Regions from separate parts of the Homo sapiens genome. Here regions 1, 2, 4, 5 and 6 are each linked to region 3. A link is a contact called in ENCODE Hi-C or POLR2A ChIA-PET data. All regions are on one chromosome and are shown on one strand. Each heading gives the region's core, a stretch centred on a gene start or an enhancer-like site at or near the end of the contact. The rest is flanking DNA. Distances are from core to core; before and after follow the strand shown.

Evidence for each region. Hi-C counts contacts between places; a loop is a spot of excess contacts on that map. ChIA-PET counts read pairs that join two places held with the same protein, here RNA polymerase II (POLR2A). Pooled maps may share reads with other maps.
Region 1: a map of CD8-positive, alpha-beta T cell shows a loop between it and region 3 (7-fold over the local background). The contact joins the promoter of SNHG3 here to the promoter of PPP1R8 in region 3. A Hi-C loop is called at or near these places in 2 of 168 maps with a recorded cell type or tissue (CD8-positive, alpha-beta T cell and naive thymus-derived CD4-positive, alpha-beta T cell), 2 of 37 single-sample maps with no recorded cell type and 8 of 50 pooled maps. POLR2A ChIA-PET finds 5 or more read pairs at or near these places in 6 of 52 experiments (AG04450, Caco-2, H1 and 3 more).
Region 2: a loop to region 3 is called in a map of gastrocnemius medialis, with 7 times the contacts of the local background. The contact joins the promoter of SLC9A1 here to the promoter of PPP1R8 in region 3. A Hi-C loop is called at or near these places in 1 of 168 maps with a recorded cell type or tissue (gastrocnemius medialis), 1 of 37 single-sample maps with no recorded cell type and 5 of 50 pooled maps. POLR2A ChIA-PET finds 5 or more read pairs at or near these places in 1 of 52 experiments (HEK293T).
Region 4: a loop to region 3 is called in a map of naive thymus-derived CD4-positive, alpha-beta T cell, with 4 times the contacts of the local background. The contact joins the promoter of WDTC1-DT here to the promoter of PPP1R8 in region 3. A Hi-C loop is called at or near these places in 1 of 168 maps with a recorded cell type or tissue (naive thymus-derived CD4-positive, alpha-beta T cell) and 8 of 50 pooled maps. POLR2A ChIA-PET finds 5 or more read pairs at or near these places in 1 of 52 experiments (activated naive CD4-positive, alpha-beta T cell).
Region 5: a pooled map shows a loop between it and region 3 (5-fold over the local background). The contact joins the promoter of PHACTR4 here to the promoter of PPP1R8 in region 3. A Hi-C loop is called at or near these places in 6 of 50 pooled maps. POLR2A ChIA-PET finds 5 or more read pairs at or near these places in 5 of 52 experiments (Caco-2, H1, OCI-LY7 and 2 more).
Region 6: a pooled map shows a loop between it and region 3 (21-fold over the local background). The contact joins the promoter of GMEB1 here to the promoter of PPP1R8 in region 3. A Hi-C loop is called at or near these places in 8 of 50 pooled maps. POLR2A ChIA-PET finds 5 or more read pairs at or near these places in 2 of 52 experiments (B cell and WTC11).

Annotation. Positions count from the first base shown.
Region 1 is chr1:28,503,839-28,508,245 of GRCh38, forward strand. It overlaps SNHG3 (small nucleolar RNA host gene 3), which reads left to right and starts at 2,105. Exons shown (of 4, transcript NR_036473.1): 1 at 2,105-2,246; 2 at 2,382-2,489; 3 at 4,290-4,322. RCC1 (regulator of chromosome condensation 1) reads left to right here and starts at 2,205. Exons shown (of 13, transcript NM_001381865.2): 1 at 2,205-2,246; 2 at 4,290-4,322. SNORA73A (small nucleolar RNA, H/ACA box 73A) reads left to right here and starts at 3,527; the gene lies at 3,527-3,733. RefSeq lists enhancers at 3,019-3,313, 3,505-4,270.
Region 2 is chr1:27,152,555-27,157,094 of GRCh38, forward strand. It overlaps SLC9A1 (solute carrier family 9 member A1), which reads right to left and starts at 2,571. Exons shown (of 12, transcript NM_003047.5): 1 at 1,429-2,571. The coding sequence starts at 1,780. RefSeq lists a silencer at 2,291-2,520 and an enhancer at 3,466-3,965.
Region 3 is chr1:27,829,304-27,834,254 of GRCh38, forward strand. It overlaps PPP1R8 (protein phosphatase 1 regulatory subunit 8), which reads left to right and starts at 1,479. Exons shown (of 7, transcript NM_014110.5): 1 at 1,479-1,588; 2 at 3,453-3,513. The coding sequence starts at 1,533. LOC124903885 (a long non-coding RNA gene) reads right to left here and starts at 2,480. Exons shown (of 2, transcript XR_007065562.1): 1 at 1,446-2,480. RefSeq lists enhancers at 958-1,743, 1,617-1,786, 1,744-2,528 and a silencer at 1,407-1,486.
Region 4 is chr1:27,232,804-27,237,066 of GRCh38, forward strand. It overlaps WDTC1-DT (WDTC1 divergent transcript), which reads right to left and starts at 1,626. Exons shown (of 3, transcript XR_947117.2): 1 at 1,459-1,626; 2 at 642-799. WDTC1 (WD and tetratricopeptide repeats 1) reads left to right here and starts at 1,829. Exons shown (of 16, transcript NM_001276252.2): 1 at 1,829-2,148. RefSeq lists silencers at 1,649-1,708, 1,909-2,058, 2,249-2,298, 2,459-2,508.
Region 5 is chr1:28,367,611-28,372,040 of GRCh38, forward strand. PHACTR4 (phosphatase and actin regulator 4) reads left to right here and starts at 2,130. Exons shown (of 14, transcript NM_001048183.3): 1 at 2,130-2,215. RefSeq lists enhancers at 1,302-2,257, 1,908-2,202 and a silencer at 2,284-2,503.
Region 6 is chr1:28,666,310-28,670,808 of GRCh38, forward strand. GMEB1 (glucocorticoid modulatory element binding protein 1) reads left to right here and starts at 2,475. Exons shown (of 10, transcript NM_001319674.2): 1 at 2,475-2,530. RefSeq lists silencers at 2,447-2,586, 2,617-2,726, 2,737-3,026 and enhancers at 3,557-3,606, 3,657-3,716.

The DNA.
Region 1 (4,407 bases), core at 855-3,354, 680 kb after region 3:
GAGGCTGAGGCAGGAGAATTGCTTGAACCTGAGAGGCGGAGGTTGCAGTGAGCCGAGATCGCACCACTACACTCCAGCCTGGGGGACAGAGTGAGACTTCATCTAAAAAAAAAAAAAAATTTGTAGGCCGGGCACGGTGGCTCATGCCTGTAATCCCAGCACTTTGGGAGGTCAAGGCGGGCAGATCACGTGGTCAGGAGTTCAAGACCACCCTGGCCAATATGGTGAAACCCCGTCTCTACTGAAAATACAAAAATTGGTGGGGCATGGTGACACTTGCTTGCAGTCCCAGCTACTCGGGAGGCTGAGGCAGGAGAATTGCTTGAACCCAGGAGGCAGAGAATGCAGTGAGCCAAGATCGAGCCACTGCACTCCAGCCTGGGCAACAGAGCAAGACTCCATCTCAAAAAAAAAAAAAAAAAGAATTGCTGCGATAGTAAATAATGTACGTAATAAAGCATTCAGAACAAAATCTAATATGTAGGAGGAACACCATAAACGTTACTACTCAAGATAGCCCAGCTGTGATAGCTCTGTCTCTCTAGCCAACGTTTTTCCACCTTACACCACACTAAAAATTCCATCATATTTGCAACATTTCTTATGTATATATATCGTAAGCATTCTTTACTTGCCTACTTCATATTCAGAGGGTTTTGTGTGTGGTAAAATATACATAAAACTTGCCATTTTTAACTAGTTTAAAATGTATAGGGGGCCAGGTGTGGTGGCTCAGGCCTGTAATCCCAGTACTTTGGGAGGCCAAGGCGGGCATCACTTGAGGTGAGGAGTTCGAGAGCAGCCTGGCCAACATGGTGAAACCCGGTCTCTACTAAAAATACAAAAATTAGCCGGGCATGGTGGCATGCCTATAGTCCCAGCTACTCGGGAGGCTGAGGCAGGAGAACTGGTTGAACCTGGGAGGTGGAGGTTGCAGTGAGCCGAGATCACACCACTTCCTTCCAGCCTGGGCGACAGAGCGAGACTCCGTCTCAAAAAAAAAAAAAAAAAAAAAGTCCAGGTGCGCTGGCTCATGCCTGTAATCTCAGCACTTTGGAGGCCGAGGCGGGTGGATTGCTTGAGGTCAGGAGTTCGAGACCAGCCTGGCCAAGATGGTGAAACCCCGTCTTGCTAAAAATACAAAAATTAGCCAGGCACGGTGGCGGGCGCCTGTAATCCCAGCTACTGGGGAGGCCGAGGCAGGAGAATCGCTTGAACCCGGGAGGCCGGGGTTGCAGTGAGCCGAGACCGCGCCATTCCACTCTAGCCTGGGTGACAGAGCAAAACTCCATCTCGAAAAAAAAAGAAAGAGTATAGGGCAGTGCTTTTAATTACATTCATTCACACTGTTGTGCAATGGAGTTTTTTATTTTTTATTTTTATTTATTTTTATCCGGGCCAGGCCTGGAGTTTTTAAACTTTTATCTGATTCGTCTAGGGGCACTTTCATCTTATTTACCTTCACATTTATCAAATTATTTCTTTCACAGGTGACAGAGCAGATTCAATTCCTTTTGATACTCCGTATTTCTCTATATGTATTTTTTTCATTCTGCATTCTTATTATTCCAACGTTTTACTTATTTATTTGGAGAGAGAGTTTCGCTCTGTCGACCAGGATGGAGTGCATCGGCGCGATCTCGGCTCACTGCAACCACCGCCTCCCAGGTTCAAACGATTCTCATGCTTCAGCCTCCCGAGTAGCTGGGACTGGAGGTGCGCGGCACCATGCCTGGCTTATGTTCTGTATTTTTTGTAGAGACGGGGTTTCGCCATGATGCCCAGGCCGGTCTCGAACTCCTGGCCTCAAGCGATCCGCCCCTCACGGCCTTCAGAGCTGCTGTAATCACAGGCGTGAGCCACCGCGTTCGACTCTTCCAAAAACTTTTTGGCCAGTTTATCTAAGGGCATATCCTACAGACTGAGTCCAGTGATTGCACAGAAGTAAACGTCCTCTGCAGCTACATACCTACAAACCTATTTCTGTAACGTACATTCCCCAGCAAGGTCCCGCGGGAAGGATCCACTACCGCGAGAGGCCTCCCAGCCAGGAAGGGGTGGGGCTCAATCTGCAGTAGATTCCCAGAAGCCTCAGTGAGTTTCTGATTCTCTAACTGCGCATGCTTCTGCGCACGCGCAATAGACATTCCAGGACTTCCGGGCACTTCGTAAGGTTTAAAAAGGATGCTTCGCGTTTTCTCTCTCCTTTTTGGAGACAGATTCGCAGTGGTCGCTTCTTCTCCTTGGTAAGTGTGATCCTTGGTAAGTGTGATCAGATGCTTGCCACCGGAGTTGTGGGTCTAATGCTATAGATCAGTAGCCGAGCTTCCCTAGGAAGATCATATAGTATTTTATTTATTTACTTTTTTTTTTTTTTTGAGACGGAGTCGGTTTGTCACTCAGGCTGGACTGCAGTGCTCGTTGCAACCTCCGCCTGCCGGGTTCAAGCGATTCTCGTGCCTCAGCCTCTCCAGCAGCTGGGATTACAGGCACGTGCCACCACGCCCGGCCAATTTTTGTATTCTTAGTGGAGACGGGGTTTCGCTATGTTGGTCAGGCTGGTTTTGAACTCCTGATTTCCGGTGATCCACCACCCTCGGCCTTCCAAAGTGCTGGGATTACAGGCGTGAGCCACCGCGCCTGGCCGGAAATCATGTAATTTAAAACTATATATGGGTGTCTTAGGCGGCATCGGTCCCAACTCTAAAGTACGCGTTAGACGGGCCTGGGCCAGAAGTGGGCCATGGAGACCTCGGGACCCGCAGGGCTGCCGCCCGACCCAGCGAGCCTCTGAAGGTGCACCGCCACCCCCACTGTTTATCTTACTGCCTCATAGTAGGCACATTGTCGTTCTCAATATAATTGCACACAGTTTTATTCTGGATCCTCATTTGCCTTTAAGAATTTTCTCAATTTTTCTTTTTATTTGATCGCACCACTGCAACCTCCGCCTGCTGGGCTCAAGCAATTCTCCTGCCGCAGCCTCCCGAGTAGCTGGGACTACAGGCGTGTACCACCGCGCCTGGCTTATTTTTGTATTTTTAGTAGAGACGGGATTTCACCATGTTGGCCAGGCTGGTCTCCAACGCCTGACCTTGTGGTCCGCCACGCCAGGCCGAAGATTTTCATAATTTGGAAGCATTGCGTTTCGTAATTATGCTTTCTCGTATTTTTGTGATTTGGGTCATTTTTATTTTTATATTTTTAGGATTACAGGCGTGAGCCATCGTGCCTGGCCGATTTGGGGGTAATTAACAAGTCCACGTGTTTCATTTGAATTTAGGATAGCTGGGCCTAATTGTTGTCTTTGCTTCTGCGGTACCTTCCACATAGTACTAACCGCCTATTGTAAAGTAATTAGAATAGCTGAATATGCATGTTACCAGTCTAGAAACCGATTTTTTTTTAACACCCCACTGTGGACAGGGTGGAAACTCGTTTGCTTTCTTGTTTAAGATCTGTAGTAACATGAATGGATGAAATTGTTTCCTATTGGATTCTGTAAATTTATGCGTTACACTGATTGTCCAACGTGGATACACCCGGGAGGTCACTCTCCCCGGGCTCTGTCCAAGTGGCGTAGGGGAGCATAGGGCTCTGCCCCATGATGTACAAGTCCCTTTCCACAACGTTGGAAATAAAGCTGGGCCTCGTGTCTGCGCCTGCATATTCCTACAGCTTCCCAGAGTCCTGTCGACAATTACTGGGGAGACAAACCATGCAGGAAACAGCCTTCTAGAGCACTGAATCTGGATTGAAGTCTTTTTTTTTTTTTTTTTTTTTGGAGATGGAGTCGCTCTGTTGCCCAGGCTGGAGTGCAGTGGCGCACTCCATTGCCTCTGCCTCCCGGGTTCAAGTGATTATGCTAAGTGATTCTCCTGCCTTGGCCTCCTGAGTAGCTGGGATTACAGGCCCCCGCCACCACGCCAGGCTAATTTTTGTATTTTTAGTAAAGACAGGGTTTCACCATGTTGGTCAGGCTGGTCTCAAACTCCTGACCTTGTGATCCGCCAGCCTCTGGCCTCCCAAAATGTTGGGATTACAGGCGTGAGCCACCACACCTGGCTGGATTGAAGTCTTAATACATGTTTAAGAAAAATTGGCTAAAAAGTAGCCAGGCATGATGATAGGTAGCTGGAGGAAGGAGAATCGCTGGAGCCCAGGAGTGACCTATACTCAAACCTATACTCCAGTGCCACTGTACTCCAACCCCAGGCGATAGCATGAGGCCCCTCGTTGAAAAAGTTTAGGGTTTTGCTGTACTAATAGATTAATATCTTGTTTTGCAGGATTTGTTAAGGATTCCAAGTAACTCTTATTTGGTGAGTAAATCTGCTAATTGTTTTTTGCTTATCAGCTCTTTGTCAATGATTTCTGTAATGGAAATAGGATTGAAGAGACTTTTAT
Region 2 (4,540 bases), core at 1,321-3,820, 680 kb before region 3:
AGGCCTCAGCTATTCAAGGTCATGCATTTATGTCAGAATCAGTACACATGGTTCCCCTTGTCCAGTCCTTGATTTCTCTCCAGGAAGCTAACTGCCATCAAGGTATAGGTGCTGATGGCTTAGTTCCATGTAAGGCTCTGCTACTGTGACCAGCTTGGCACAAGAGCCCTGCACCAGGAACCCAGCTCCTGGATCTGTCAAATTAGAGGCACCACTTCCCTCCCGCTGCATGTCCCAGAGCCTGCCTCACACCAGCCCGGCAGCACCGCTCAGCTCCTGCATGTCCTTGGGAGAGCTGGAAGGTTTCCTGCCAAATTCCCAAACCCAAATCTCAGGCAGAGGGGACAGCAGAGTCCCAGGACCTCATGCCTTCCACAGCCAGCTGGGGGCAAGCTGAAAATGCAAAGGCAGTTGTCAAAGTCCCCCTGAACACCACTTTCAGGGACTTCTGGGCAATGTAGGCTCCAGTAAGCTCCCCCAATCACTCAGCAGAACAGAGTGCTCAGGCCTAGCAGGGAGACCAATACTCTGAGAGCAAATAAGTTGTCTGTTTCCTTCTCCCCAAAAGAAGGTTTCAAAGTCTCTTCAGGCCTGAACATCCCTAGGCTCCCCCATCTACCTCATCTACTTGATTGAGCAGCAGGCCAGACAGCACCCTGAGACACAGCCAGGCAGCGACCTGGGGGTGAGCTGGGGTCAGACCAAGCCTCAACCTCCTCTACTCTCCCTCCACTTCCAAAACAGACTTCAGAAATTTCCAGGGCCCCTTGTCCCACAGATTCTATAAAGTATGGCATTCCTGGGCCGGAAATTGACTCAGGGGCTCCTAACTAGCCTGGACAAGCAAAGCTGACAGATAACATTCTGGAGATGAAGGAAAGGTGGGAATATGGGGATCCCCTGTGTTCCACCACACTTGTAAGTTTCCTGTGCCCAGGTCTCCACTATGCTTAAACTCCTCAAGCAGGCCAAGTAGAAATATACTCCATCCTGGAACACGCTCCAGTGAAGCCTGTCATAAATTGCACTGGTTGCTGTTGACAGAGCAGAATGTGCCACTCGCCAGAAGACACTCCTTTCTGTCTCACACACAGCGGGGTGCCTGGCTCCCCTGGGGGTCTGGCCCAGCCAGAGGAGACTTGCCAGTCGTGGAAGCCTTACTGAAGGGACCTAGGATCAGAGGCATCCCATTCTCTAATCCTGCTCTCTTCTGTGCACAGTGCTGGCTCCAATCTTGGGAAGCCTCAGATCACAGATCAGAAGCCACAGAACTGGAGCCTGAGAAGGACCAAGGTGGCAGGATGGAGACTGCCTACTTTATGGGGGTAGTTCAGATCCTTACTCCTGGACAGCCTCAAATGGTGCGAGATGAGGCAAGAAGCTCACCAGTCTGGTGGCGGCCGCAGCATCGGAGCAAACGGGACTTACCTATCTTCATGAGGCAGGCCAGAAGGATCCAGAGGGAGATCTCGAAGGGGGTGCGCACGTGTGTGTAGTCGATGCCCAGGACTGGAAAGGCCTTGCGCGGCTTCATGCCATGATCAGTGACGGAATGATTAACAGGGCGGCTCTCTGGGGTGACCTCCGGTGGAGCGGTGGTGACATCCCCAATCGAGCGTTCTCGTGGTGGCTCTGAGCTTCGAATGGTGCTGGCAGTTGGGCTGAGCTGGAGGCCATGGCTCCTGAGAACAGGCAGCAGCCCCACCAAAGCAACCACCACGAGTAAGGAAGGGAAGATCCGATGTGGAGAGAGGCCACAGATGCCAGACCGCAGAACCATGGTGCTGCTTCCAGAGCCAGCCTCGACCTTACCCAAATGAGAGTAAAACCGGGCACATAGGTAGCAAAGGGTCAGCAAGTGGGAAGAGAGACTGGCGTAGTCTCTAGGAAAAGTTCATGTTTTAGAGAGGCATTTCCATGGAAGCAATTTTCTGGGGGTGGAGGGAGGCTGGGTTTGCAATCTGGAACTCCAAAGTGGGGAAAGGGGGCAAGGACCCAGGAACGACCACGAAAGGAGACCAAAAGGTCTGGAACTCCGGGCCTGGGAAGGGGGAGGACGGATGTGGGAAACTGAGCCCTAGGGATAGAGGAAGGGGCAGGATAGGGATAGTGCAAAGGAAAGGAAGAAGGAAGGCTGGGACCTTTGGCTGAGGAAAGTGACTGAGGAGCTGGGACTCTGGGCTGTGGGCTAAAGGAAGGGGTAGGGAGCCTGAGCTAAAGGAAGGGGACCGAAGGGGGTGAGAGCCAGTCCAGGAAAAGGAGAGAGGGGGCTGGGAGCCCAGGCTGAGAAGGAGTGAAACCGGGAAGCGGCCGGGAGCTTCTCCACCCAGAGAGGGGCAGGGGTCCAGGCGCGCCGGGCTGAGATTCCGGGGAAATGGAAAGAGGCGGAAGGCAGGCGGCCTGGCGGGAAGGCGCCTCGGCGCGGGCTGGGGGCGGCTCGCGGTGGGCCAGCAGCAACACGCCCCTCCTCGCGGCCCTGGCGCGACGCGGCGCTCCGCCCCGGCCCAGCTGCAGCTCCTCCTGGTCCAGCTCCAGAACTAACCCTAGCCCCGGCCCCGGCGGCAGCAGACTGAAGCCTAGCTGAGCCCGGCGCTGTCACTTATAGGCACCAGCGAGCAGCCGGTGCGGCGGGCTAGAGAGACCGTCGGCACCCGCCCAGCGCAGCGGCCCCTGTCGCCGAGGGAAAGAAGTATCGCGTAGGAAGAGGAAGGAGAGTCAGAGATGACAAAAAAAAAAAAAAAAAAAAGTCCTGAATATACAGAGAACCTCACTAACGCGAGTAAAATGCCGACTACTTACAAAACGATTTCACGTCCACATCTGCAGTCTCATAAGGGCTTTCGAATAATCCTGTGAAGAATGTATTATTAGTTTATGTATTTAGTTACCGTGTGACCTTGAGCAAGTTACTTAACCTGTTTCACAACTTTCTCATCTGTTAAGTAGAGACAGTAATAGTGACTATGTCAGAGGGATGATGTAATGACTGAGACAATCCGTGTAAACTATTTGGAATGCACCCTGGCACATTATTACAATTCCACTTTTACAGATGAGGAAACAGGTGAAGAGAGTCCCCTGGCTACTATGCAAGTAGTTGTATTGCTTACTAGGGCTGCCGTAACAAAGTATCACCCCAAACTGGGTGGCTGCAACAACAGAAATTGATTGTCTCACAGTTCTGGAGGCTGGAGGTCGGATCTAGGTGTTGGCAGGGTTGGTTTCAGCTGAGAGCTATGAGGGAGAATCTGTCCCATGCCTTTCTCCTACCTTCCAGTGGTTTGTTAGGACTATCTGGTATTCCATGGAGTTCTCCTGGTGTCTCTGTCTCTGCGTCCAGATTCCCCGCCCACACTTTATTTTTATTTTTATTTTTTTTGAGATAGAGTCTGGCTCTTGTTGCCCAGGCTGGAGTGCGGTGGCGCCATCTCAGCTCAATGCAACCTCTGCCTCCTGGATTCAAGCGATTCTCCTGCCTCAGCCTCCAGAGTAGCTGGGATTACTGGCACCCACCACCACGTCCAGCTAATTTTTGTATTTTTAGTAGAGATGGGGTTTCACCATGTTGGTCAGGCTGGTCTCGAACTCCTGACCTCAGGTGATCCACCCGCCTCGGCCTCCCAAAGTGCTGGGATTACAGGGGTAAGCCACAACCCCCAGCCAGATTTCCCCTTTTTATAAGGACACCAGTCATTGGATTAGAAATCCAACGTAATTACCTCATCTTAACCTGAACATCTTCAAAGACTGCATCCTAATTAGTCCATCTTCATAGGCACTGGGCATTAGGACTTCAACTTCTTTTGCCGGGACACAATTCAACCCACAACAGTGGCATGCTTTAAGTAGTGGAACTTAAATTTGAACCTATAGTTTGGTTGAAATTGGTGAGGTTCAAGGGATCATGGCTGTACAATGGAATCACTGGAAAGCTTTTTTAAAATACCATTGTCTAGGCCGGGCGTAGTGGCTGACGCCTGTAATCCCAGCACTTTGGGAGGCCGAGGCGGGCGGATCACGAGGTCAGGAGATCGAGACCACGGTGAAACCCGGTCTCTACTAAAAATACAAAAAATTAGCCGGGCGCAGTGGCGGGCGCCTGTAGTCCCAGCTACTCGGGAGGCTGAGGCAGGAGAATGGCGTGAACCCGGAAGGCGGAGCTTGCAGTGAGCGGAGATCGCGCCACAGCACTCCCGCCTGGGCGACAGAACGAGACTCCGTCTCAAAAAAAAAAAAAAAAAAAAAAAATTAGCCGGGCGTGGTGGCACATGCCTGTAATCCCAGCTAGTCAGGAGGCTGAGGCAAGAGAATCACTTGAACCCAGGAGGCGGAGGTTGCAGTAAGTCAAGATTGCACCACTGTACTCCAGCCTGGGCAACAGAGCGAGACTCTGTCTCAAAAAAAAATAAATAAATAAAAATAAATACCATTGTCTGATAAAATTAGCTGTGCTTGGTAGTCCTAGCTGCTTGGGAGGCTGAGGCAGGAGTATCATTTGAACCTAGGAGTTTGAGACTACAGTGAACTATGATCCACCACA
Region 3 (4,951 bases), core at 229-2,728:
ATGACAATGGCGGTTTTGTGGAATAGAAAAGGGGGAAAGGTGGGGAAAAGATTGAGAAATCGGATGGTTGCTGTGTCTGTGTACAAAGAAGTAGACATGGGAGACTTTTCATTTTGTTCTGTACTAAGAAAAATTCTTCTGCCTTGGGATCCTGTTGATCTATGACCTTACCCCCAACCCTGTGCTCTCTCCACTCAGGGTTAAATGGATAAAGGGCAGTGCAAGATGTGCTTTGTTAAACAGATGCTTGAAGGCAGCATGCTCATTAAGAGTCATCACCACTCCCTAATCTCAAGTACCCAGGGACACAAACACTGCGGAAGGCCACAGGGTCCTCTGCCTAGGAAAACCAGAGACCTTTGTTCACTTGTTTATCTGCTGACCTTCCCTCCACTATTGTCCTATGACCCTGCCAAATCCCCCTCTGCGAGAAACACCCAAGAATGATCAATAAAAAAATAAAAAATAAAAAACCAGAGGCCCTGCTAATGGTCTCTTAAAACCAGCTGGTGATCTAGGGCAAGCGAGCAATCCTTATGCTTCCTTGCCCTATAACCAAAAGCAAAAAATCCTTTTTAAAAAAATTAACCATTTGAGCCAAGCACAGTGATGATTTGGACCCCTGCTTTCTGACTGGACCTGCTCCTGGCTCCTGCTTGTCCAGAGTTTTCATAAACAGACTAGGTGACCCCTAATGCAGATTCCCTGACAATCTACAGGCCTAAACGTGAATTAGAAAAAAGTGAGTAGGGTGCCACTTTTTGGAGAAGGGCTGAAGAGAAACAATAATCACTCCAATCTCCGAGTTTTGCCCTTTAGCTTCTCCGCTTTGAGGGCAAAAGGCTGACGGTCTTAACCTAAACTCTGGAGGAGGATGTAGTCCCCAGATTTTTTCTTTCTTTACTTTTTTTTTTTTTTTTTTTGAGACGGAGTCTCGCTCTGTTGCCCAGGCTGGAGTGCAATGGCGCGATCTCGGCTCACTGCAACCTCTGCCTCCCGAGTGCAAGCGATTCTCCTGCCTTAGCCTCCCAAGTAGCTGGGATTACAGGCATGTGCCACTACACTCGACTAATTTTTGTATTTTTAGTAGAGACGGGGTTTCACCATGTTGGTCAGGCTGGTCTCAAACTCCCGACCTCAAGTGATCCGCCCGCCTCAGCCTCCGAAAGTGCTGGGATTACAGACGTGAGCCATCGCGCACGGCTTAGTCCCAAGATTTTAGAGCCAAGAAGCGTTTGCAGGAGGACGTAGGGAAAGACTGACTCCCCTCCCTACAAAGCCCCTTTTCCTTTGACACCTCCTGGCCAAGGAAAACCCTAACCACTGGAGACTTCCAGAGACGGCCAACTCGCACAAACGCTGAAAAAAAAAAAATCCCAAAAGCTCCTCTGTCCCCACTAGAAGCACCGCCCCCCGTACGGGCGTGCGTGAGCGTGCGTACGCACAGGCTGCTGGGATGCCGCTTTTCCCTTCTCGGTCTTCCAGTTTCCCGGCGTGCTTAGGGCGCGCCAAATGGGAGGGGGAGACGCAAGATGGCGGCAGCCGCGAACTCCGGCTCTAGCCTCCCGCTGTTCGACTGCCCAACCTGGTGAGTGGCGGGGCGGCCAGGGCTAGAGTGGCCCGGCCGGAGCTAGCCTGGGCTGGAAGGGCGGCTCTTTTTTTACTTTTCTGCTGCGAGCCGAACGGCTCAGAAACCCCGGAATGGTTGAGGAAAAACTGTTTGCTGCACCGGGCCGGGCGACGTGTTGAAGAACCGAGAGCCTGGAGCCCAGGCCCAGGAACTGAAGAAACCCGGGGTTGGGGGCTCAAAGGCGCTCACTTAGGCAGCCCCTTTGAGCGATTAGCCAGTCGCCGGAGCGCTTCGAGGCCTTGGCCCGAACTTACGCCCAACTCTTGACTGAGTGCCTGGTGCTCTCGTGGAGCATCGCATCTGGCCCCTTCCTGTACGTCCCGAGCGCGCTCGAGCCAGCCCCGGCCCCAACCCTACCTCCAAGCCCCGCATCCCTCTGTGGTTGCTGCATCCCTCGTGCGGCACTTGTCTGTCTGCCACAGAGAATACGAGGGTAGGTTAGCGCCATCCCTGCCCTCAGGGAGCTCCCAGTCTGTGGCACTAGTAGGCATTAGTAATGGTTGGCATGAACCCTTTTTATCCCTTCGAAAGTTCTTGGGAATAATGAAATAATTTAATTTGGTCTTTGAGTAGGGTACAAGTTGAATAAATATGAATTACCTTACAAGGAAACGCTTCTGAATTAAGAGTTTTTTTCTGCTGTAGCTCATCGCAGTGTATTGTTTGTTGCTTGTCTCTGTCTCCCGTTGTATTGCCATCCTCAAGGGCAAAGACTGCATCTTTGTATTCCCAGCTCCTAGGCCTGAGTCAGGCACATAGTAGGAATTCAGAAAGTATGTTTTGGATGTAACATTCCTCCTTTTTCCTGGACAAAATGGCCTTTTGTCCGGTGCATTGTCCTTTCCATAGAGGAGGGGTTGGGGCAGGATTGTGAGATGACTGTGTTGAATCTTCAGTTAGCTAGACAAGGATACGTTTTTTCATGTGCAAATCTAAAGGTTCTAGTGAGGTGGTTCTTTTTTCTAACTTCAAATTAGCAAACCCAAAAAGCAAGCAAATGTGTGGCTATTTTCTGGATCGCTTTGCACTTTTGTAGTAGTTGCTTCAGTCTACAAATTCTGTATCCATTTTGATCCCTCGCTGTATTGATTTCAAATTTGGGCCGAGATAGCAAACATAGTTAGAAAGCACTGTTTTTGAGATCACCTACCCTTTCCTTAGGATCTGGTAGGTACCAGGCACCGTTAGGTGCTTTGACATATGAGTCTCCCTTGAATGGTATGGCTGTAGGATATAGAGGAAACGTCCCCTAATCATGCTGTTGTAGAAAGACCTGTTTCAAGGGTAACATATTCATTTGGTACCTGGTTTCATGGGGCATGATTTTGAATTGCCCTAGTTCCCTAATTATGCACCTCTGATTTGGTTTCAGAGCTCAGGACAGTACTCTTTGCTTACTCTGTGATGAGACTAATCTTGATGAGCCCCAAACAGCAACTAATTTATTCGGTCTTTATATGATATTGGAGTAGGGGTGGATTTCAGATTCAAACTCCAGGTGACTAGACCACCCCAGCTATCGTACTTGCACTCTCTATGCAGTTCTTTCTCTGAGGTGAAGATCCAGTGTTAAAATATAGGTTTCTTGGTGCTGCTCTAAATACAGATCTACTAAAATCTGTTGCAGAGCAATTGAATCACTAGGGAAGTAAGTGTCAAACGTAGAATGGAGCTGTAATAACAGTGAAGTGGATGACATTTCTGCTTGAACATGAACTAATTATAGGCTGGTAGGAGAGCTGCAATGTTGAATGGGACAATGGTTGTAAATAGCATTTATAAACCCATCCTGAAAATGCTTTTTTCTATTTTTATTTTTCAGGGCAGGTAAGCCCCCTCCCGGTTTACATCTGGATGTAGTCAAAGGAGACAAACTAATTGAGGTATGGAAATACATGTCTTACTTTTTTGGCTGCCACACTAAAGATTTTTGCCAGTGACTCACTTTTCCACCCCCTCTCCTGTGCTTTGTTTTCCAGCAATGCTACTTTCTTTCATCCTGATTTTTTTTTTCTGTTAAAAGCACATGGTGACATCACACATTTAAAGCTTATGTCTACCACAGACACTCAATTTTTTGTGACTTCTCTCAAATGAAGGGTTTTAATAGGTCATGGGTCCTGTGGGCCCCAGTCAAACTGGAAGCCCTGTTAGCTTGGTTAATTCCCTCTCCCTGAGTACATGGAGTTGTGTAAACCGTGCAAGGTATGCAGTAACTGAAGAAAGTGAATGATATATATTGAGTTTAACTTCTAAGTTAATTTTAAGACATTCAGGCCCAACTCCTTATAAGAAGTATGGTAAACTAAGACATTTACTCAAAAAGATAATGGAATTGTGGTGAAATTCATTAATTGATTCTTTCAAAACATGTATTGAGTGTTTACTATGTGCCAGTTACTGTGCTTGGCATACAGATTGCAGCAGTAAGCAAAACCAACATAATTTCTGTCCTCAAGTCATCCAGTGGGAGAGACAGAATCACACCAAAAAATTACATAATTATATTTGAATTAAGTACTATAAAAGTTTAGCAGAATTCCAGCTTTTATACAAGCCTCTAGAGAGAACACCACATAGGAGTTCAAGAGAACATGAGTTTTTATTAGCTATTAGTTTGCGTAAATTTTTTATAATCCTTACGGTATTATTTATTTACCAAGAGATGGATATTAAGCCCACTATGACCATGTAGCTGTGAGTCTCCCATATTAGACCAATTTTATATTTGCTTGCTCAGCTAGAATTTAGGTTCAAGGCCCCATTATTGAATGCAGTTTTTTCATTGTGGTTTTTTGGTATTTAATAAAAATGTTGCAGTTCCACGGTTGCTAGATTGAAAAGCTATCTGAGATCTTTTGAAGGTTACTCTGTAAATATATTGTTGTCACTTTTGAGATGTTGTAGAGATAACCAGGTATTTTGCAAAGTATTAAGGCATGCACGAGTTTTAATGATTTCTCCTGTTATGAATACATCATGGACTCAGCCAGTCACAGAGAGCCCCTTTGTCATGGGTTCTTCTCTCTTAAAGATTTAAAACCTCAAGATTATTCAAAGAAATAATTTAGCTAAAATATCTGTAAAACCTTTTTTGCTATAGATTGTTCCACAGTTACAAAATATTTGTTGCTGAATAGCACAAAGCTTGAAGACATATAGGGATCTGTTTTATTACTAGAATTTAGCAAATCTTTAGTTTGCAACAGGAAGAAACAGACAGGGTTGCCTAGTCTTAATGATAACATCACATTCCTTTGTGGAATAATTGGTATTACATTTTCAAAACACTCTAACTTGCCAGACACTCCTCTGATCATT
Region 4 (4,263 bases), core at 376-2,875, 600 kb before region 3:
GCCCGGCTAATTTTTTTGTATTTTTAGTAGAGATGGGGTTTCACCGTGTTAGCCAGGTGGTCTCTATCTCCTGATCTCGTGATCCGCCCGCCTCTGCCTCCCAAAGTGCTGGGATTACAGGCGTGAGCCACCGCGCCCAGCCCGGGAGTATTTCTTAATTCACTAGTAGCACTTATCTCCCATGGTAAGTATTCAATAAATGTTAGATATTATTCAGTTTAATTAACCCAATGACCCTAACCAAGGTTGCAGCCTGAACCTGGGGAGCTGCAGATAGATGATCTCAAAGCTTTCTTCTAGTCCCAAAGTCTATGATTTTTTATATTCAGTAGAACAGCTGTGGTGGAGAGTTCAGGGGGAATGACCCACAATATTTTTAGGAGAAAGGCATAAAAGGCTTTGTGAGCGGTTTCACAAGGATAGGTTCTTACTCCTCTAAATGGGGAGAAATCTCCCTTGCGGAGAAATCACCAGCAATTAGAATACTACCTTTGTCTCTGGGAGTATTCAGGTATTCACAGACAAATTCGTACTCATGATGTGAGCAGAATTGGAAAAAAAAAAAAAAAAAAAAAAAAAAAACAAGCGACACATGGAGTGATAAACACTATAAATGCCAAATACATATATTCAGTCCTTACTGAGAGCGGGTGCTGTCTGGTTTTCACAGGAAAGACAGGCAGTGTTAAAAGGCTCAGACTCTGGTGTCAGGCAGATCTGGGTCTAATTCCCAATTTGCCAACTTATCAGGACCCCGGGGGCAAGTTGCTTTTAGCCTTTCTGCTTCAGCTTTCCTTTTCTGCAAAACACAGACAGCAATAGTACCTAGCTAAGAGACTGTACCCAATCCAGTGCGAATAAAAGTGAATTATTGTTAGTATCTGACAAATGGCACCCTATGGGTGACAAGTTTCCTTTGTCAGAAGGTGACACGTCTTCCCTTTCTGACTTGAGGTTTCACGGGTGGGGCCTGGTCTCTGCCTTAAGAAGATAGGCTTAGTGCCACCCTTGTCACCTTGGGAACTTCCTTAATAAAGAGGAGGGTCTCTCCTCCATCAGACCCGGGACTCCACAAGGCTGGAACTGCGTCTCTTCCTCAGAGGTGGGAGCAGCAGTGACTCCGCTAGGGTCAGATGGACCTAGTCGCTCCCATCACCCCGAGGGCACCCAGAGTGTGTGTGGCTGACTCCTCTCCAGGCTACTCAGCGTAGGCCCGATTCTCTTTCATTCTCTTCCTTAAGGCCCAGGAGACGTCAGTGAGGACTGTGCCACTTCAGCAGCCCCCCAGAGCAGGAAGGAGTGGGCTGAGGAGCCCCCCGGGGCCCTAGCCTGAGAGGTCCCAGAATTCGGGGGCTGAGAGGAAGTCTTAGGAGCTCTTAAGGGGCTGTGAGGGGACCTGGGGTTCAGTGGGCGAGCGTGTGGGCGGGTGTCCCAGAAGCGGTGTGAGGAGCGTTTTACCCGGTGGTGGGGTGGGAGGTGCGTCCGGGTAACTAATGGCAACCGGGCGGGGTGAGCCCGCTCTGCAGGAACTCCTCGACGGCGAAAAACTACGACTCCCAGGGTGCCCCAGGGCTTAGCCCAGCTTTCCCGCCCGCCCACTGGCTGCCGGTCCCGCAAGCGGCGAAGCCCATTGGCCACGGCGGTGCGGGGCTCCCCCACTAGCAGGTTAGTGGGCGCCGCCGGCAGCAGACGTTGACCGGGCGCGGGGGGGTAAGTGGGGGGGCCCGGCTAGCCATTCTGGAAGCGGCCGGGCGCAGTCTTCGTAGCGTACCCGCCGGCTGCGAGGCGCAGGGCGGAGGCGGAGACTGCGTGGCGCAGGCGCGTTGCTGGGCTTCTCCTGGGTCCCCAGACAGCTGGAGGAGATAAACAGAGGAGGAGGAGGGAGGGGAGTGCGTGTGTGAGAGCGCGCGAGGGAGTGTGAGTGTGTGTGAGCGCGGGTGTGAGGCGGTGCGCAGGGGCGGGCGGAGGCGCTGTCCGGCCCCGGCCAGGCGCCGGGCGGGGAGCATGGGAAGGGGCTAGAACTGCTCGAGCCCCCCAGCCCCCTCCCCGGGATCCGCGCCCCCCTTCCCGGGAGAGGGGCCGCCCCCCCCGGACGGACATGGGCTCCTGAAGTTGCGCCGCTGCCGGTCGGGGGAAGAGACCTGACAGGTACGGGTCACCGCCGCCCCCTGCCCTCCGCGGGCGCCGAGGCGGGGACCGGCTCCCGCAGCCCCGGTGAACGGGCCGCCCGCTCTGGGCCGGCTCCAGCCCTGCCGGCCTGGGGGCCTGAGCCTACCCGCCTCGGGGCCCCGGGTGTCCCGAGAGGGGCCAGGCCTCGCCGGGGCGGAGGGCAGAGTGGTCCGGGGGCGGGGTGGGGGCGGAGGGTTTGGTCGGGACGCGGGGGGAGGCTGTGGGAGTCCGGGGAGGCTCTGCGGAGGGAGAGGTGGAAGTCATTCCATCATGGGACTTTTTTGCGGAGTTTTTGTTTGACATCTGATCTGGCGCCGGAGTCAGGAAGAAGGGGCAGGTGTAAGTGCTGGGAGGGCAACGCCGACCTGACCTGCCCTCTTAGCTTCTCGCTCTCTCTCTTTCTGTTTTTCTCTCTCTCTTTCTGTGTGTGTGTGTGTGTGTGTGTGTGTGTGTGTGTGTGTGTGTCCACAGCAGATGCCTTCAGTGGCCCATCCTGGCACCAAACAACTCTGCCAAGGTGTTTCCACCAGGCGACTGTAGCACCCCGTATACAAAGGGCCTCTGCTTGGGAACGGGCTATTCAGTACCCACTTCAAAGGGTAAATAGGAAGTGAGGAGATAGAAGAGAGACTGCGAACCAGCAGGATCCACTTCTTGGACTGAAAGCCGCAGTGGGACGCCCCTTTGCCAGATTGGTTGACTTTGCTTGGTGGCTTGGGCTCTCTCTCCTCTGCGGGTGTACTCCCAGGGTTTCTAGAGGAGAGGTACAGGGGCCTGTAACTAATGTCTTAATAGCCGAATTTGACTGTTTTCCCCAGAGTTCTTTTCTTCTGTGACTTTCTTTAACCTCCTGAAGTACTGGTAGAGCAACGTTATAGTTTTTCTCTCAAGTTGGTGATTTTAGGAGCCTGGTAGGGTGGCTGAAGCTTCCCCATTCATTCCAAGGATGGGGTAGATGATCTGGGTAAAGTGGCAGTGAAGTCTTCCCTTTCTAACAAAGCCTGAAACCGTTTTGAGAAGAAACTATTTTGAGGGCAGCTTCTGACTCAAAGACGTTACGAAATCCCCACCTAGGACACCGGTATGCCCAGTGGTCCCTACTAAGCTTTTCTGTGTCTTTTAGAGTCGTTGAGTGGCCAGCTTCTGCTCACTGTACTGAAGGAACTACTTAATGCTATTTCTGTCTTGAGTTCTGGCTTATTCTTCCTTGTGATTCTTATATCTTTAGCGGGATTGAATTGAATTTTTGCTGTTGAGTGTAATAGCCAGATCCTCTGTAACAGACCAGGGAGTAACTAGTTGGGCTCCTTTGGGCCAAGTCTGAGACTTACTGAGGTTTCTTCATTGTAGGTTGTTGTATTTCGTTGGCAGGTGGGAAATGACCTTTTCCGTCATAGTTTGTGATCATGCTGCTTTAAGGCTGGAGTCCTGCTCTCCTTTCCTTTTTTGACCTATATGGGAGCACTTCTGTTCGAGTCTTATCTCAATTTGAAGGAACAGTGCTTTTGGATCAACTCTGCCGAATAATTGAGCAGTAGCCCATATTTCTGCCTGGGACACCTTCATTGAGGGTCACGAGGGAAAGAGAGAACACGTGTAAATATTATGATGATGATGTTAACAACTATTTACCAGTTTCATACAATTGACAGTTTTTTTTAGCCGGGAGGAGTTCAGTATTGACTCATTGGGCATCTTATGTAGGGTGTTTTTGCACACCTAGACTTTAGGATCTGGAAAGACAACTGAAAATCTTGAAGCCCACTGCCAAACATTTGTGGATCTTGGGCCAACTGCTAAGGAAGATCTAGACTATGACTTGGTCTTTAATTATTTTTATTTTTTTCTCCTTTATGTATGTATGTATTTATTTATTTATTTTTTGAGATGGAGTCTTGCTCTGTTGCCCAGGCTGAAGTGCAGTGGCGCGATCTCAGCTCACTGCAACCTCAGCCTCCTGGGTTCAAGCAATTCTCTGCTTCAGCCTCCCAAGTAGCTGGGATTGCAGGTGCCTGCCACCATGCCCAGCTAATTTTTGTATTTTTAGTAGAGATGGGGTTTCACCATCTTGGCCAGGCTGGTCTTGAACTCCTG
Region 5 (4,430 bases), core at 880-3,379, 540 kb after region 3:
GGAATTACAGGCATGAGTTATCATGTGTAGCCTATTAATTTAAAAAAATATATTTTTTAATTTTATTTTTGAGACTGAGTTTCCCTCTTGTAACCCAGGCTGGAGTGCAATGGTGCGATCTCGGCTCCCTGAAACCTCCGCCTCCTGGGTTCAAGCGCTTCTCCTGCCTCACCCTCCTGAGTAGCTGGGATTACAGGGGTGGGCCATCACGCCCAATAAATTTTTGTATTTTTTTTTTTTAAGACGGGATCTCGCTCTGTTGCCCAGGCTGGAGTGCAGTGGCGCGATCTCAGATCACTGCAAGCTCTGCCTCCCGGGTTCACGCCATTCTCCTGCCTCAGCCTCCCGAGTTGCTGGGACTACACGCGCCCTCCACCACGCCCGGCTAATTTTTTGTATTTTTAGTAGAGACAGGGTTTCATTGCGTTAGCCAGGATGGTCTCGATATCCTGACCTCGTGACCCGCCCGCCTCAGCCTCCCAAAGTGCTGGGATTACAAGTGTGAGCCACCGTGCCCGGCCAATTTTTGTATTTTTAGTAGAGATGTGGTTTCACCATTTTGGAGAGGCTGGTCTCGAACTCCTGACCTCAGGTGATCTACCAGCCTCAACCTCACAAAGTGCTGGGATTACAGGCGTGAGCCACCGTGCCAGGCCAATAAATATATTTTAAATATTTTTTTGAGACAAGGTCTCCCTCTGTCGTCCAGGCTGGAGTGTAGCGACACCATCACAGCTCATTGCAGCCTGGACCTCCCCAGCTCAAATAATCCTCCTATTTCAGCCTCCTGAGTACCTGGGACTACAGGCACGTTCCATCATGCCCAGCTAATTTTTAAAATTGTTTTTGTAGAGATGGGGCCTCACTCTGTTGCCCAGGCTGGCAGGCTGGTCTCAAACTCCAGGGCTCAAGGGATCCTCCCGCCTTAGCCTCCCAAAGTGCTGGGATGAGAGGTGTGAGCCACTGCACCCGGCCAATTTTTTTTTCTTCTTTTTTCTTTTTCTATTGAGACAGGGTCTTGCTCTGCTGCCCAGGCTGGAGTGCACTGGTGCGATCTCGACCCCCCAGGCTCAAGTGATCATCTCACCTCAGCCTCCCACGTAGCTGGGACTACAGGAGCTTGGCACTAGGCCCCGGATAATTTGTTTGTTTGTTTGTTTGTTTGTTTTGCGACGGAGTCTTGCTCTGTCGCCCAGGCTGGACTGCAATGGCAAGATCTCGGCTCACTGCAACCTCCGCCTCCTGGGTTCAAGCGATTCTCCTGCCTCAGCCTCCTGAGTAGCTGGGATTACAGGCATGCGCCACCGCGCCTGGCCAATTTTTTTAATTTTATGGATAGTGTATTTGAAAAGTCACATCGATTTTTCTCCTGGAATGTCCTCTAGATGTGCCGTAGCTTCAAGTTTTACATGTAGGTCTAATTTAGGTTGTGTGATACAATGGGTTTGCATTTAGAAGGGTCCTCTGGCAGCAGCAAGGAAGGTTTTCGGAGGGTGATAGCCTAGGGCCTGAAACTACTGAGACTTGGAGAGAAGTGATGGTGGCTTTCACTAGGTGATAGTAGTGAAGGATATCGAAATGAATTAAAATACTGGGGATGTAGAATGACTGGACTTAATGGCTTGAGGGAAGTGTCCAGAATGATTCCTGGGTTTCTTACGCACAACACTGAGGGTAGATAACTTGCTTGTACGTTTTTTGCACTTCAAATTGGTCCTCAATAAATAGTTTTTCCTTTGGGGAGGTTATGATTGAAATTTGGCCAGTCAGGGATACAGTTTTCTCAAACAACACTCTTGTATCAGTTCCCTTTTTGGGTACTGCCTGGAGCCCAGTATTGAACCCTGTCCTCCCAAGCCCAAAGACCTTTGCCTCCCATAGTACCAGGAAAGGTGCCCAAGTTCTTTTACACACAAGGTGCGCAGAGCGGCCAGCGCATGCCCAGAGAGGTCGTAAGGAGGACGACCGCCCGGAGAGAAAGGACGCACGCTTCCCGCCATTTTGTTCAGCTTGCCGGGCAACCGGCCCCTGCTGGGGACTACAAGTCCCGTAAGCCTCCGCGGCGGCACGTCCTACCCTACACTGTCCAGCCGGCTCCCTTTTTCCCCCTCCCCGGGGGCCAAGGGCTCCGGCTGCTGCCTGGCGGCCAACGGGCCAGGTAGGATTTCCGGGAGAGGCTGCTGTGGAGGCTGAGGAGGCGGCGGCGGAGATCTGGGTAAGTTCAGCGAGCAAGGGAAAGTGAGCAGGACGCGCTCAGTATCAGGCTGCGGCCTCCTCTCAGGCTGCGGCCCCTTTCTTGGCTCTGCGAGAGGGTCCCGGTCCGGGCAGAAGGTAACGGCCCGGGTCGCCGTCGCTTCGGGCCAGGGCGGGGCGGGGCCGCCGCCTCCCTCCTCGGCCCTCCCACAACGGTCCAACCCGGGCTTCTCCGCCTGAGGCAGGGCCCGCGCAGGCTCGCCCTCTCCGCCCCCCGAGACTTGGCTGGGCCCTTTTGTCTGGGCTGCGTTGCTCCCCCTTTGTGTCCGTGCATGGAGTCTCCGCCACGGGGGAGCCTGTTCCCCCGGTCCCCAACAGGGACTGCTCCCTGGGGATCCGGTTACAGTAACCGGATCGGGTCAAAGTACATTTTTCAAAACCGTCCTGCCTCAGACCTCTGCACCCCTGCTGGGCAGAACGGGGGCTTCGGAGCCAGGCGGAGTTTCTGTAAAAACCTGGAGGTTATTATTTAACTTTCAAACATCAGCCTGGGCGGCTTCAGGGCACGAAACTCCCGACGTTTTTCTTGGTGGAGAGATGAGATTAAGGAAAAGAAGCGACCCCTCTCTCCCACCCTCTACACCCCGGCTCCGGGAAACCGGGAAGGCATCGAATTTGCTGCGATGTCTGTGCAGCTCACATCTGTGATCGGTGGACCAAAGAACCAGTGGTGAATGGTAGAATGGCAGTTCACGCACCTCCCAAATCTCGGAGGAGAGTGACTTACAGGGCATCACTGATTGCTTGCAAAAAAAAAAAACCCTCCAGTGCTTCATTCGGACACTCAGCTCCTCGCTCCTTCCAACCTCTTCCTTTTCTTGTTCTTTTTAAAACAAACAGTGGAAGGAAAAAGTCCTTCAGTGGAAGAATTTGCTTTATAGAGGAACCAGAAACCCAGTGGCTTCTAGAAGTCACTTACTTTTTCGCCAAATTAAAGAAATGAATTTCGGGCGTGGTGGCGCGCGCCTGTAATGCCAACTATTCTGGAGGCTGAGGCAGGAGAATCGCTTGAGGCCAGAAGTTCGCGACCAGCCTGGGCAACACAGCAAGACCCCATCTTAAAAAAAAAAGGAATGAAGCCCGTTTAGAAATGAAGCCAGTTTAGGGGATGAGGTGTGGTAGATTCTTACCGGAAACCGCGGAACTGCGTGGATTGTGGATTCGATCAAATTTGGCTAGATAATGGTAACTGTGTATGTCCTCCTGTTGGAAGACTGCATTGCTAGAATCAGCTTAAGGTAAAATTTGTTTGTTTGTTTCATTTAAGAGACAAGAGTCTAGCTTGGTTGCTGAAGCTTGAGTACAGTGGAGAGCTCCTAGTTCACTGTAGCCTCGAACTTCTTGGCTTAAGCCATCCTTCCACCAGAGGCTCCCAGATGCCTGGGACTAGAGGCATGAGCCACTGTGCCCGACTATTTAATTTAATTTATTTATATTTATTTATTTATTTTGAGACAATCTCACTTTGTTACCCAGGCTGGAATGCAATGGCACGATCTTGGCTCACTGCAACCTCCACTTCCCAGGTTGAAGCGATTCTCCTGCCTCAGCCTCCTGAGTAGCTGGGATTACAGGTGTGTGCCACCATGCCCAGCTAGTTTTTGTATTTTTGGTAGAAACAAGGTTTCACCATGTTAGCCAGGCTGGCCTTGAACTCCTAACCTCAGGTGATCCACCCGCCTCGGTCTCCCAAAGTGCTGGGATTACAAGCGTGAGCCACCGTGCCTGGCCAATTTTTATGTATTTATTTTTTGAAATAGGGTCTCGCTGGGTTTCCCAGGCTGGAGTGCAGTGAGTTGAGCACTGCTCACTGCAGCCTGGACCTCCTCCTGGGCTCAAGCCTCTGCCTCCAGAGTAGCTGGGACAACAGACACAGGCCACCAGCGCAGCTAATTAAAAAAATTTTTAAAAAAATTTTTGTATTGATTGGGGTCCCACTCTGTTGCCCAGGCTGGTCTTGGACTCCTGGGCTCAAGTGATCCTCCCTCCCAAAGTGCTGGTATTAAACCTTAAGATAAAGAATACTGTATTTGTTTTTTGAGATAGAGTCTTGCTCTGTTGCTCAGGCTGTGCAGTGGCGTGATCTTGGCTCACTGCAACCTCTTCCTCCTGGTTTCAAGCGATTCTCCTGCCTCAGCCTCCCGAGTAGCTGGAATTACAGGCATGTGCCACCACTC
Region 6 (4,499 bases), core at 1,225-3,724, 840 kb after region 3:
AGGAGACTCTATCCTCCAAAATAACTAAATAAAAATAAATGGCCAGGCACGGTGGCTCACGCCTGTAATGCCAGCACTTTGGGAGACTGAGGCAGGAGGATCACGAGGTCAAGAGATTGAGACCATCCTGGCCAACATGGTGAAACCCTGTCTCTACCAGAAATACAAAAATTGGCTGGGCGCGATGGCTCATGCCTGTAATCCCAGCACTTTGGGAGGCCAAGGCAGCAGATCATGAGGTCAAGAGATCGAGATCATCCTGGCCAACACGGTGAAACCCCGTCTCTACTAAAAATACAAAAAATTAACCAGGCGTGGTGGCTCGTGCTTGTAGTCCCAGCTACTCGGGAGGCTGAGGCAGGAGAATCGCTTTAACCTGGGAGGCAGCCAAGATCGCACCACTGCACAGACCGAGACTCCGTCTCCAAATCAATCAATCAATAAACAAACAATTATGGTGGCTCACACCTGTAATCCCAGCACTTTGGGAGGCCAAGGCAGGAGGATTGCTTGAGCCCAGGAGTTAGAGACCAGAGTGGGCAACATGGTAAAACCCCATTTCTACTAAAAATGTAAAAATTAGCCAGGCATGGTGGTTCCTGCTTGTGGTCCCAGCTACTCCGGGGGCTGAGGCAGGAGGACTGCTTGAGCACTGGAGGCTGGGGCTGCAGTGAGCCGAGATCCCGCCACTGCACTCAGCCTGGGAGATCAACCCAGACCGGTCCCCCCCACCAAAAAAAAGAAAAAAAGAAAGAAAAGAAAAGAAGGGCCGGGCGCGGTGGCTCACGCCTGTAATTCAACACTTTGGGAGGCTGAGGCGGACGGATCACAAGGTCAGGAGATCGAGACCATCCTAGCTAAGACGGTGAAACCCTGTCTCTACTAAAAAATACAAAAAAATTAGCCAGGCGTAGTGGCGGACGCCTGTAGTCCTAGCTACTGAGGAGACTGAGGCAGGAGAATGGTGTGAACCCAGGAGGCGGAGCTTGCAGTGAGCCGAGATTGCGCCACTGCACTCCGGCCTGGGCGACAGAGCAAGACTCCGTCTCAAAAAAAAAAAAAAAGAGAAACTTACTTAGTAGGGTTGCTGTGAGGATTATACAAGACAGAAGCATCTTCACCAAGCCATAGGCCATAGAAAGGTCTTTTTGTTTGTTTGTTTTTTGAGATAGAGTCTCACTCTGTTGCCCAGGCTGGAGTGCAATGGCCTGATCTCGGCTCACTGCAACCTCCGCCTCCCGGGTTCAAGTGATTCTCCTGGCTCAGCCTTCTGAGTAGCTGGGACTAGAGGCGCGTGCCACGACGCCCGGCTAATTTCTGTATTTTTAGTAGAGACGGGGTTTCACCATGTTGCCCAGGCTGGTCTCGAACTCCTGGTCTCAAGTGATCTGTCCGCCTCGGCTTCCCAAAGTGTGGGATTACAGGCGTAAGCCACCACACCTGGCCATAGAAAGGTCTTAATACGGCCGGGCGCGGTGGCTCACGCCTGTAATCCCAGCTCTTTGGGAGGCCCAGGCGGGTGGATCATGAGGTCAGATATTGAGACCATCCTGGCCAACATGGTGAAATCCTGTCTTTACTAAAATACAAAAAAAAAAAAAAATTGCCGGGCGTGGTGTCGCGCGCCTCTAGTGCCAGCTCTTCGGGAGGCTGAGGCCGGAGAATCACTTGAACCCAGGAGGCTGAAGCTGCAGTGAGCCGAGATCGCGCCACTGCACTCCAGCCTGGCCAAAGAGCAAGACTCTGTCTAAAAAAATAAATAAATAAATAAAAAATAAAGGTCTTAATACTTGTTAATTACTATTACTGACCCCAGGAACTCTCTGAAGCACTTTTCATGCAGGTATCACCTTCTTTAGCACTCACATTATGTCTTATCGGAAACAGGTTTAGAGCTGTCAAGAAATTCCTCCAGAGTCGTTTACACTTCCAGCAGGGGAGTCAAGACTTCAACCCAGAAACTCACAAGCAGGAAAAACTTGGCAAACAGGCACGGGTCAGACAATGCTTAGGGCTTGCTCAAGGACTCGTGACCAGTTACTGATCTATGCAGATCTTCTGATTGCAAACTGATAGCTGGATTGTAACTTGAAGGGTCCGATAAGATGTAAACTTCATAAAACAGGATTTGGGGAGGTAAATGGAGTAGAGTCCTCCAGAGGAGTCGAGAAAGCTAGCTTGGCCCTCAATTGTGGTTGAGGTGATTCTTTCATTTAGGGCCTATTTTCCTCATCTATGAGTGCGGGAAGGAGAGTTACTGGGGTCTCTAGCGACCTTTCCAACACTGATTTTCAAGGGCGAAAGAATTCTGCTTAGGTAAGGCCCAAATCCCTTGGCTAAGGTTAATCCTCGGTGGGACCGGCAATAGGGACGCGTCCCCTTTAAGGCGCCAGCTCTCCGGCGGCGGCGGCCGGAAGTGTTGAAGCCCGGCCTGGCGGCGGCGGTGGCGGTAGCTGCCGTGGCGGCCTCTGCGCATGCTCCGTCGCCTGCCCGCCCTGGCCGCTCGCCGCCCGCCCGCCCGACGGAGACGGTGAGGAGGGGGAGGGGTGGGCGCGCGGGCGCGGGGTGGGGTGGGGGCGGGGGGGCGGGCGCGGGGGCCGCGCGGCGGCCGGCGAGGGCGGGCGGGCGCGCAGGGGGCGGGGGGCTGCTGCCTCCGCGGGCGCCTCCCCACGCCCTGTGCGTGCCGCCGCCGCCGCCGGGGAGCGAGCGGACGTCGCGGCGCCGCGGGGGGGTGGGGGGACGCTGCCGCTGGGTCCGCCCGAGCCGCCGGGCCGCCCCCAGCGCAGCCGGCCGCGCCGCCGGGGCTCGGGCCCCAGACCAGGGCGGCGGGAACCGGCGAGTCCACCACTGGGGGGGCCCCGGCGCCCCCGGACCGAGGGGCCCGGAAGTACTCGGCTCAGGGGCCAGGAGGGGCCGGAGTGACTCCGGACTGAGAGGGCCAGGCGCCCAGGACCCCATCGAGGGGTCCGGGGAGCCTGGGGTATCCCCAAAGGCGGGGTCCGGGGAGCACCGGGCCCTTGGATGAGGAGCTGGTTGGAGGCCTGGGTCCTGCCCAGTGGGAGGGGGACGATAGGTGCTGGAAGCCCGGATGCCCGCCTGGGAGGAGACCCTCTCGGAGCCTTGGCGGGAGAGCAAGAGTACAGAGTGGGTTCTTCTGAGGAGAGCAGAGTCCAGCTTATCCCGAGGGGCGCGGTAGAGGCCTCGGCCACTCAGAACAAGGGAAAAAAGGGCAGGTTTTTTCCAAAGGCAGGGAAGGAAGAGGAGCTCTAAGGGGAAGTGAGCAGGCCCAGGTCTCCCCACAGATGAGCGCGTGGTAGGAAGACTCCTAGAGCCTCCTGAAGTACGAAAGAGCAGCGTCCAAACCTGAGGGGATGGAAGGTGTCTAGGTGCCTCTTGATGTCTAGGTGGAGAACAAAGTAACCCGCTCGGTCAGGGGATGGAGAAACCTATCTTTTTGAGAGAAGCAGAGATCGTTGAGGAAAGATGCTTAAGGTGTTCCCGCTTTCTGAAATGACAGGAATTGGCCAGGTGTTATCTAATTGAGGGGCAGGAGAGATGAAGGCAAAATCTCAACCCGAGGGTCTTTGGAGGATGATCCACAAGACAAGAGGGTGAAGTCTTGACCTAGACAGCAGAGCAGGCGCAGCCCTGGATTCTCTCAAGATGAGAGAAATCTCAAAACCACTTCCTAGTAGACACAGATGGGGCCTTGATTGGTGTCTGTTTAGGCCAATCAAGACGGGTTTTAGGAAAAGAGACTGTCAGACATAATTCTAGTCTTGAGGGATTATCTTCTTCCTCCTTGCCTCTTCTAATAGTTACCAAAGTGCATTTGGGGACCCTTTTTATTTATTTATTTATTTATTTGTTTTTTGAGACGGAGTCTCACTCTATCGCCCAGGCTGGAGTGGTGGCTCACTGCAACTTCCGCCTCCTGGGTTCAAACGATTCTCCTGCCTCAGCCTCCCGAGTAGCTGGGACTACAGGCGCGTGCCACCACACCAGCCAATTTTGTTGTTGTTGTTGTTGTTGTTTGAGACGGAGTTTCACTCCTGTTGCCCAGACTGGAGTGCAATGGCGCGATCTCAGCTCACTGCAACCTCCGCCTCTTGGGTTCAAGCGATTCTCCTGCCTCACCCTCCCGAGTAGCTGGGGCTACAGGCGCCCGCCACCACACCCAGCTAATTTTTGTATTTTTAATAGAGACGGGGTTTCACCATGTTGGCCAGGCTGGTCTCGAACTCCCAACCTCAGGTGATCCCACATCCTCAGCCTCCCAGAGTACTGGGATTACAGGCGTGAATCACTGCGCCTGGCCCAACCAGGCTAATTTTTTTGTGTTTTTAGTAGAGACGGGGTTTCACCATGTTAGCCAGGATGGTTTCGATCTCCTGACCTTGTGATTCGCCCGCGTTGGCCTCCTAAAGTGCTGGTATTACAGGCGTGAGCCACTGCGCCCGGCGGGGGAAACTTATTCAATGGTTGCACCGTCTCCTAAT